Regions from separate parts of the Homo sapiens genome. Here regions 1 and 2 are each linked to region 3. The links are chromatin contacts, found by Hi-C or POLR2A ChIA-PET in ENCODE. All regions are on one chromosome and are shown on one strand. The core of a region is the stretch at or near the end of the contact, and the rest is flanking DNA. Distances in the headings are between cores, read along the strand shown.

Evidence for each region. A loop is a pair of places that touch in the nucleus more often than their neighbours do. ChIA-PET counts read pairs that join two places held with the same protein, here RNA polymerase II (POLR2A). Pooled maps may share reads with other maps.
Region 1: a pooled map shows a loop between it and region 3 (7-fold over the local background). The contact joins two enhancer-like sites. A Hi-C loop is called at or near these places in 7 of 50 pooled maps. POLR2A ChIA-PET finds 5 or more read pairs at or near these places in 2 of 52 experiments (activated CD4-positive, alpha-beta T cell and activated T-cell).
Region 2: a loop to region 3 is called in a map with no recorded cell type, with 5 times the contacts of the local background. The contact joins two enhancer-like sites. A Hi-C loop is called at or near these places in 2 of 37 single-sample maps with no recorded cell type and 2 of 50 pooled maps.

The regions. Positions count from the first base shown.
Region 1 is chr6:11,197,759-11,201,283 of GRCh38, reverse strand. All of the region lies in intron 2 of NEDD9 (neural precursor cell expressed, developmentally down-regulated 9), which reads left to right. Among named protein-coding and RNA genes, the nearest start is that of NEDD9, 33 kb to the left of the region's middle. RefSeq lists an enhancer at 2,005-2,054. Within about 2 kb of position 2,208, at least 4 of the 41 ENCODE cell types and tissues checked have a DNase peak (open chromatin) inside an H3K27ac peak, as active enhancers do.
Region 2 is chr6:11,832,541-11,836,059 of GRCh38, reverse strand. No RefSeq gene overlaps it. Among named protein-coding and RNA genes, the nearest start is that of ADTRP, 55 kb to the right of the region's middle. RefSeq lists an enhancer at 1,439-1,738 and silencers at 1,961-2,151, 1,999-2,228. Within about 2 kb of position 2,084, at least 3 of the 41 ENCODE cell types and tissues checked have a DNase peak (open chromatin) inside an H3K27ac peak, as active enhancers do.
Region 3 is chr6:11,459,551-11,462,913 of GRCh38, reverse strand. All of the region lies in intron 1 of LOC105374928 (a long non-coding RNA gene), which reads right to left. Among named protein-coding and RNA genes, the nearest start is that of TMEM170B, 77 kb to the left of the region's middle. RefSeq lists an enhancer at 2,503-2,692. Within about 2 kb of position 2,018, at least 7 of the 41 ENCODE cell types and tissues checked have a DNase peak (open chromatin) inside an H3K27ac peak, as active enhancers do.

The DNA.
Region 1 (3,525 bases), core at 959-3,458, 260 kb after region 3:
CCCGCTTCCCTTAGTGCTCCATTGAGCTAGCAGCATGCAGCTGAGAAGTTGAAGTTCTGACCACATGGCCTCTGCTGCCGCTGCTCTGCCCCATCCCAGGCACCTAGCCAGCTCTGCATTAAGGAGGTGAAGTGGATGCCCAAGGAAAGAAGTGCCCCCAAGGAGACTTGCTGAGACCTTGAACAAGTGACACAATGTGAGCAGAACTTGTCTTGACAGAAAATGCTTTGTCTCTAGGTGTTCCAGAGAGATGGGCAAGTGTCCTATTTCTTAGTGAGAGCCTCTAAACAAACCAGCTTGTGAACCTCCACTGAAAAGATCTCATCTGATGAGCATTTTAATAAAGTGTCCTGAGTTTGGAGGCTTGCCGTCTTTCTCTTGGATAAATATCTTCATCTCCTAGACTTGGAAAAACACATTTTCTCCTGGGGTTTCCCATTGGCGTGTCTTGAGCTGCTCTGGTGATAACCGTAATAATGCCAATACTGATACGAACAGCAGAAAACAGTAACCCCAAGAACTCTACAGATGATCATCAAGGACCACTGTCTCTTACCATTTGCTGCTTTGGTTTGAAATTCTCACTGCCTCGTAGATCTCATTTTGAGCACTATACATTCCTAAAGATTGATTTCTTTCTATCTGACTTAAATTTAGGAATGATTAAATCTTCATTTCTCCCATGATTTGATCCTAAAACATTTTGAAAGGAAACAGCCTTGAGATCTGTGATTACTAAGACATACATAACATTCTTATCACATTAGAAAGCAAGAATTGACTGTTGCTTGTCTTGTTCCTGTTGTCTTGTCCCCTGAATTCCTGTTTATCTTTGATTGTATGTGGGACATTGTATTTTCAGTACATTTGTAGAAATAATGTGAAGCCTATAAAGATGTTCTCTGCCTCCAGAGAGAATTTTGTTTCCTTCTGCCAGCCTCATAGGCAAGCATACATCTGATTCCATGCTTTGAGCTGTTCTGGCAACCCTGATGTCTTCAGCCTGTGCAAGGGTGGGTTTACTTCCAGTTAATCCTTATTTTGGATACAGTCCTTAGGGTTCCAACCCAAAGTCGGGGGTGGTTTGGGGTCCCTGCCTTGGTGAGCCCTATAGTCCAATGTTCCCCCTTACCCAAAGAAGCTGTAGAAAACCCAGCACAGCCTCCCAGGCACCAGTTTCAGATCAGCAAAAAATAGCAAATGCCCCCAGGCTTGAAAAGCAATCTCACCTCTATTAACTCTTCTCCCAAAGTTTGACCTAGTAATTCTTTATTATCCTTGAACTCTTGACACTATTAAGAAGATCTTTTCGGCTGGGCGCAGTGGCTCACGCCTGTAATCCCAGCACTTTCGGAGGCCGAGGCGGGCGGATCACGAGGTCAGGAGATCGAGATCGTCCTGGCTAACACGGTAAAACCCCGTCTCTACTAAAAATACAAAAAATTAGCTGGGCACGGTGGCGGGCGCAGTGGGCGGGTGCCTGTAGTCCCAGCTACTCGGAAGGCTGAGGCAGGAGAATGGCGTGAACTCAGGAGGCGGAGCTTGCGGTGAGCCGAGATCTCACCACTGCACTCCAGCCTGGGCGACAGAGTAAGACTCTGTCTCAAAAAAAAAAAAAAAAAAAAAAAAAAAAAAAAAAAAAAAAAGATCTTTCCTAGCTTTTCTTCATTTTTTTAAGTTGTCTTCAGCAAGATGGTTAATCTCAATTACCTAGTCCATGATTTCTGGAAGTCAAAGTCAAAAGGTAAAATCTATATAGCCTAGGTGACAATTACAATAACAATAACAATAGCTAAGGCTTATTATGGCTTTATGCCAGGTACTTTATGCACTTGATCTCATTTAATACTCATATAGCCTATGAGGGAAGTATAATTTCCATTTTACCTATGAGAAAACAGGCTTAGAATGGAACCTTTGTTCTCATAGCTTGTGAGTGGTAGAACCGGGATTTAGATCCAGCTCTGCCTGAGTCCAGCTTCTGTTTGTCAATTACTTCCCTCTTCAGACCTAATTCTTCCAATAAGCAACAGAAAAAGACCCAGTGGGGCCATGGCCTCTGGCACACAGCTTCTCATAAACGAGCCTATCACACATCCCCAGAACTAAAGCAATCGTATGTTCCTTCTGATGTTGAGGTAAAAAGCAGGGTTTGTTTTGGTTTCCCTTTTCCAAAACACTCCCCCACATGTTTCTGGCTTGTGGTTAAGAAGAACCCAGGTGTTCATGTCACATACGAGCTCAACTGGGGAAAAGGAAACCATCCAGCAGCCCTCCTTGCCTGCCAATAGTGGCTTCACCCAACTTGGGGTGCATTCTTCTACAGTTTCTGATTTCTCAACTTCACCTAACATTCCCTTGCCTTCTTGGATCCCTCTCTTGCCCAACACTACCATGCATGGCTGATAGGGCACTGTTCTGCCCCATATCCCATGGGTTCTACTTAACCCAGAGCTGGCTTACCTGGAAACCAAGCTTATTCTGTAGTGGCAGACCTCACGCCATCTTGCTTAATAGCCTTCAGTTTTCCTTTAGTTGATTAATGTATCACTCAATAGATTATGCAAGACCTACTCTGCTAGGCACTGTACTAGGCCCTGTGGTTTATATTTAAATGAAGAGGGAATGATCTCTGACTTTAAAATGCTGGAAGAAGAGATGAGATGCATCAAGACCGTCAAACCACAAGTGATAAGTGCTGTCAGAGATGTGTGGATCACTGGCTCAGGGAGTTCCAAGGATAGAGACATATTATCTGTTTGGGAAGGGCTTGGTGGGGGAAAGGCATTCAGCCGGGCCTTGAAAATCAATTAAAGTTTGAATATGAGGAAAGAAAGAAGAGCATCTCAGACAAGGACATGGCATGGATGAAGGCACAGAGGTATGGGCGTGCAGGGCATCTGTGGAAATGGACAGCTCAGTTCTCGCCGAGGGAGGGAGTTGGTGCAGAGCCTGGGGGCCCTGCCTTCAGAAGATTTCCAAGAGGAAGGAGGGCAAAAATACACAGATGAAGGCAAAGACTGGCAGCCCGGAGGCCAAAGACGCGTTTAGTTTGGCCAAGACACTGTTTTTAAAATTTAAGTCAATTTTGAAAACCAGGTTTCACATAAAATTCCAAATTTCTGGCTTCTGAAAACGTGAAAGATCTGGCAACACAGGGCGCAATGTCTTCCCTCTTTCGGTAGAAGGAGTTCTGTCTCCCCGGCACCAAAGCCTGGCTTGTTTCTTCCCTACACCCTGCTTGCTCGGTCCGTGAGCATCTGAGTATAGGACCCTTGCTCTGCTATGGGTACCAGCTCAGGGAACACAGATGCAGAAACATCAGAAAGAGTCCCAAGGGCCTCTCATCCAACTTGCTGACTGTCATCATGCTGGTTCTCAGACCTCCCTATCTCTCTCTGCTATCCAAACACAGACCCTCCTCTTTAAAATTTCAGCATACATGGCTTTCAAAATTATGAGGCATGAAAGTGTCAAAAGCATCTCCAGAAACTCATGCCGCCAGGATCTGAGACTCAAAACAGT
Region 2 (3,519 bases), core at 835-3,334, 370 kb before region 3:
ATGAAGAATGGGCTGATAACCAACCTGAGATGCTCAATAGACATCTTATTGTATCAGGATCAGAATCCTTAGATCCATTGCACATGGCAAATTTAATGAACCTCGCCAAGGGGGTAATGTGAAAACATTAAAGGAAATAATAATTCTAAATCAGATAAGTATACTTTGTCATGCAAACTTTCCTTGTTATCAAGCTTTAAAAAACATAACCCCAATAGGGCCAAATTACAATGACAACTTCTCTCAGGCATATAATTATAAAAAATTAAAGGCACTTAAGAGGTCATTTAATCCAAACCCTACACTTCAGAGACGAGGAAATTGAGGCTCAGATGGGATAAACTATCTGGCCAAGAACTCACAGTTGCTTGGAGACAGACTAAGACCAGAATTCTGATTTTCTGATTCCAAGGCTCATGGGCTCTCTGTTTCACCTTGCTATCTACCCTAGATTTTAGCTGTGTTCTTTAAGCTGTACATTTCCAGAATGACCCTTGCCACTCTTGGGGTCTGTTCTGGTTCCTCACCTACAACCAAGATTACCACCACAGCTTCACTGACTTTGTGAGTGCCTCTCTTGCTTGGAGGGCCTCTGTTCCTAGCCTCTGGAAATCCCATCTCCTTTGATCTCTGTTTTCTTCATGGCCTAGCATTGTCCCTGCATCCAACCAAATGCAATCTGGGTTTGACACAAAGGAGGATTGTTGAAGAACCAGTTAGGAGACTTGTTTCCTCACCACACATTATTTTTGTGTTTTCATGCATCTCTCGGGATTTGAATGTCATTGCTGTGGAACAAATGCTACAGCCATCAGGGAAGCCACCAAGGCCAGAGACAGACCTCAGTGCCAATTGGATAACGCCTTTAGTGGAATTGGGGTCTGAGCCAAACCCTTTCATGTTTCCTGCTCTTAAAAGGGCATGCTGAAAGACAGGAGGGAAAGGTGGCCAGTCTAGCAACCCCAGGCTTCAGGACTGGCTTTCTCCTCTTGCCAGTGAGCAGTCAAACTACAAGAAGAAAAAAATTCATGCTGCCCCACCCCTTTTTTTAATGTCCAAAGAACATCAATTTTAATTTAAATGATTTCTGGAAAATGAATTGTCATTTTTTCTGAGAGAAAGGAAACACGGTCATGTTTGCATTCTCTTAAGAAGATGCAACAGCAAATACTTTTGGTACATACATTACAGGAAAAAAGTCAATAAAAAACAAGAAGAGCAAGATAAATGGATGATCATATTGATCTAAATAGAACAAAGACAGTTCCAAACCCATAATCTCTAAAAATCATTACACACACACAAGCATGCACCTATCTTTAGGAGTTTTTACCAATCGATAAGCAAAAACATGTATTAAATACCTATGTGTATATAAAAGGCACTGAGCTAGCAGCTTTTTTCTGATACCTGAATTCCAAAATTCAAGGGGTCTTATTACTAGCTAAAGGTAGTACTACCTAAGCAAGAAAAGAAAGAAGGCAGTATTGTATCCCATGCATACTCTGATACAATGTTCTTCAAGACCAGGTCACCCACCTGTTGGTTATTTTAAGAAGGGGAATTCTGGCGGCAGCTGGGACTCTGCCATAAATAACTTAGACGTCAACGTTCTAACACTGAAACCTTCTTGTCACATCTTTCTAAATGAATTTTGGAGGTATCTCAGGCAACTGGTCTGTCCAGAGCCATAGAAAACGGCAGAATCATGCTTATGTTCATGACCATTTTCTTTTTATCTGCCCTCTCCACCTGCAAGCTGGCTGTGGGCTTCGAAGAACTTTCCTTAGTGCGAAGGGCTGAAGAACAGCAACAGCACACAATCATCATTGTTACTATCTCAGGCTATTGACATCAACTCAGTCAAATAATTAAACCCACTCATATTTCAAAAGCTTCTAGTAACTATCATGGCCATTAATTTTAACCTCAAAATTCCACTCTCGGCATTTGAAGTTCTGCCAGAGTTCCTGATTACTTTGAATATTTGTCTCCTCCAAATCTCGTGTTGAAATTTGATCCCTTGTTGGAGGTGGGGCCTGGTGAGAGGTGTTTGGGTCACGGGGGCGGATCCCTCATGAATGGCTTGGTATCCACTTGTGGTAATGCAGGAGTTTTTGCTCTATTTGCTTACCTGAGAGTTGGTTGTTTGAAAGGGCCTGGTACCTCTCCCCTCTCTCTCTTGCTCCCTTCCTCTTGCTAAGTGATGCCTGCTCTCCTTCATCTTCTGTTGTGAATGGAAGCTCCCTGCAGCCCTCACCAGAAGCAGATGTTGCCACCTTGCTTTTTGTACAGCCTGCAGAACTGTGAGCCAACTAAGCCTCTTTTCTTTATAAATGACCCATTCCTCAGGTGTTCCTTTATAGCAAATGCACTGAGATAACGCCCAACCTCCCTGTGACTATGCTTCTGACCCACTGCAGCTTCACTGGCTCCTTCCTCACTCTGATTCTTCACCTGATTCACTGCTTCCTATTCTAATGGCTTTCCTGTTACCAAGAAGAGCTCAGTATCCACCTGTCTCCCCAAAGGCCTCCCTCTCATGCGAACTGAAAAAATCTTGGCTGGGCGCAGTGGCTCATGCCTGTAATCCCAGTACTTTGGGAGGCTGAGGCAGGCAGATCATGAGGTCAAGAGATTGAGACCATCCTGGCCGACATGGTGAAACCCTGTCTCTACCAAAAATACAAAAATTAGACAGGTGTGGTGGCACACACCTACAGTCCCAGCTACTCGGGAGGCTGAGGCAGGAGAATCGCTTGAACCTGGGAGGCAGAGGTTGCAGTGAGTCAAGATTGTGCCACTGCACTCCAGCCTGGTGACAGAGCAAGACTCCGTCTCAAAAAAAAAAAAAAAAACTTGACCTAAGAAGTGTACTATACATCCATGTGACACATATGTCTATGTGTGCAAGTGTTTTCTACATCATGGTCATTTGTAGGGAGGCTCACCTGCCCAGAGGTAAATAAAATTCAAGTTATTCAAAACCATGACATTAATGAATTCAACCTTAAAACTAGCATTAAAAATAACAACAAACACTCATGTTCAAGTGGGAACTTGAGCCACTGTCTTAATGTTTCTTCCAAAACTCAGCAAAAACAGGTTCTTTAAAGTTGATTTGAATATCTTTTGTTTATTTTGTTTATCGCTTGATTGGGACTAGAACATTTTTGTTGCTGTGCCCTTTTTTTCTCAGTATGTGTCAATGCACAACAATTCAGTTGGCTTTGACTGGCACTGGCATTTTCTCCCAATATGGGCATTTGCAAATAGGAAGAACAAACCGCATACATGTATATGTACATACCTTTACATATAAGCTCAAGCACAACTAAAACCCTACTTTTGTGAATGAGATTTAATCACTATATATCACATCTTAAATAAGAATTGTATAATCTTTAAAACATCCTAGTACTGAGTCTCATACTTAGAAGGTATTCAATAAATGTTTGCTGTAGCAACCACAGAAGATTTAGCTCACAAAAAGTCTAAGTGATTATCAATATAGCAGAC
Region 3 (3,363 bases), core at 769-3,268:
GCTCAGTGATATGCCGCAGCTGTTGCCTGTGTTCCCCAGTACGAGAAAGAGTCTGGGCCACCCACCTTTGGCCTTTGATTCTTTGCTAGGGGAGCCACAGATATGATCCTTGAATTAAGGAGGACGTGTGGAGAAAATGCATGTATGCATCCCTGAGGTCACCCTGCTGAACCCCTTTACACATGGCAGAATGAGTGGCAGTGTTAAAAACTTCCATGTAGGTCAATAGTGTCAAATCTCATGGTTGTCAAATGGAACATTTTTGTTTCTGATGACATCGTTGGAGCTCCAGGAAATAGCCTAGGGTCTCTGTATTTGAATCCATGTTTTCTCATGGCATGTGAATGTCAAGTCTGCAGTCTGGAACATGGGCAATTCCCTCAAGCAGAAAATGGTTGCACTCTCTCATTAATTAGGACCTATTCAGATATCTATGATCAGTGGTTTCAATATGAACCCTTTAGGTTAGAATTGCTGCCTATCAATTCTTTTTTTTTTTTTTTGAGACCGAGTCTCGCTGTCTCCCAGGCTGAAGTGCAGTGGCGCAATCTCGGCTCACTGCAAGCTCTGCCTCCCGGGTTCACACCATTCTCCTGCCTCAGCCTCCCGAGTAGCTGGGACTACAGGTGCCTGCCACCACGCCTGGCTAATTCTTTTGTATTTTTAGTAGAGACGGGGTTTCACTGTGTTAGCCAGGATGGTCTGGATCTCCTGACCTCGTGATCCGCCTGCCTCAGCCTCCCAAAGTGCTGGGATTACAGGCGTGAGCCACAACGCCCAGCCTATCAATTCTTTCAAAGTGTGTTTAAATTACACTAGTATGTGTGAGTTGCAGATCTTTCATGTTTTCCAGGTGGGAGGGAGAAGGAGAGAGGACAAACATTTCATGTTTCAACACAAATGAGTCTCCTTCAAGTCCAGTGTATTAATTAACAACTGGTTATCCTTAAAAATTGTAGTATAGTGTAAACAGGAATCTATTTATTTCACTAATTAATTCATTTATTTAGACATTAGCATGAATTCTTTATTCTTCCCTCTCTGACTACCTACACATTTCCACTCCCACACACACACGTGTGTGATAAAGTGTGTGTGCATAGTACATCCATCATATAGTACAAGGAAATGTAATTTGAAACAACGACAACTTACGCCACTAAAAGAGTAGACATTTTATCTCTGATACTTTTGACACCTACTATTACAGGCTTATTTCAAGAACACAATTTTCAAATACGTTGTAGTTGGCTCTACAAAAATCAAAATGCAAAATGACAGGTTTTTTTTTTTAACCCCAAATGTCTTATGATTCAAACCCTCTTGAACAGTGTAAGCCACTCTGAAGATCAAGTGCCACCCGTTACGGGAAAGGGTACAAAAGACCTTTGACCTGTCTGCTGCTGGGGAGTTTTGGCCACATCTGGGATTTCCATCAGCACTCACCTTCTTCGGCTCATGAAGAGGCCATGGCAGGTGTTGGTTAAAGAGGGGAAGTTGCTTTCAAAAGACTGAGATGAAAGAACTACTAGAATCAAATAGCTTACTGTAAAGACTGATTCTCTTTTGCACAGTCCTAAGAAATGACCTGTCCTTGGCCTTCCAAGATCTTGCTTCCAGAATATCAACCTGTCAGGACGGGAAAGAAGCAATAGCAGGTGAGACCATCTGAGGCGATCAGAGGGTCTTGATGGCAAAAACAAACTGACTCTATCCCTTTCCCAGACCCCAGACTCCCAGCTATGGTGGGACTAAGAATGCTGAATGCTGGTTCTCAGGCCAGTGAACCTAAGAAACTGAAGAGCACAAAAAGTGCTCTTGGCAGAAACTATTTTAATAGTGCTCGAAATACTTTTAATGAGAAGGGGAAGCAGGAACTTCAAATAAAGTTTCTCTTTTGCATTCCACCAAGAACAGATGTTTGCTTTATTCAAAGAAGTTTCATGGGGGTGATTTCATGCATAGCTAAGAGCAGCAGTAGGGTTTTTTAGCTGTTAGAGCTGGGGTTGATTTACATAATCAGGGTATTACCGCTCCTGTGGCTTTCTACCTATATGCTATTAAACATATGTGTGCTTATATCTGTGTGTGTATGTGTGTGTGTGTTCATAACGCTGGAATCAAGTAAAAGGTCCACCGTCATTTCCTCATCATTCTTGGGAATATTTACAGTATCAGGGCTGCTCTCTTATCCTCCAGCTGTAATAAAGGCAGCACTTTGTACAAAATATCTCATTTAATTTTTATGACAATCCCATGAAATAGGAATTACTGTCCCCACTACATAGATGGGAAGACCGATGCTTAAAGAGGTTGAATACACATGCTAAGGTAGCATAACCAGGAGGTGGCAGAGTTGGGATCTGAGCTGAGGAAGTCCAGGGCTCTCAATTACACTCCCACAAGATAAGGAGCATACATTGTACAGGCTGCACAAAGTCATGAAGAAATCTTGGGTAACCATCTGCAAGCCCATTTACTGATTTCCTCCCTTTAATAGGGCTGACCCACAAGCCCACACACTGTGGCATCCGCTCTCCGCTACCACTTCACCCTGTGTCTCTCTGCTTATGCTGATTTCCGTCCTTTCCAAGATTAGCATTTGGCCTGCCTTCTCTCTATGGCCTCACTGGCCAACCCTGTCAGCAATGTGCCCTGAATAATAGAATCAGGCATAAAGTCCTTGCCCATCTTTCCTAGTAGAAAGGGGATCCCTCCATGGACTTCTGGAGCTGTCCCATTTATGTAGCCATAGCTAACTGCCTAGTCTCTTCTTTCACCAGAGCTCCATGATACCACATCCTGTTGAAAATGACACAAGGAGGAAGAAAAAGTCCCTTTAGGTGGTAGTCATCAACTTTTCCTTTCCACCCCCTCCAGTATGTCTTCATTCTTTCTCTTTCAGCTCTTCAATTTACTGGATTTTTTAAGAGGCTGTGCTCTGTTGCTATGTTCCAGATAGGTAGGTAAGTAGGTAGACAGATTAGATAGATGGATAGATGAATAGATTAGATAAATAGTAGATACATAGATGAATAGATTAGGTAGATGAATAGATAGGTGGATAAATGAATATATTAGACACATGATAGATAAGATAGATAAATAGATTACATAAATAGATAAATAGAAGATAGATGAATGCATTACATAGCTAGATAGATAGGTAAATGGATGGATGGATGGATGGATGGATGGATGGATGGATGGATGGATGGATGGATAGATGTAGATGAATAGATGGATGGATAGGTGAGCAGATAGATAAATAGATAGATGCATATTCTTGGCTTGGGTTACCCCAGAAGCAACCTGAAATAAGAATTCACATGCAAGTAGGAAACACTAGTAGGGGAATAGAGA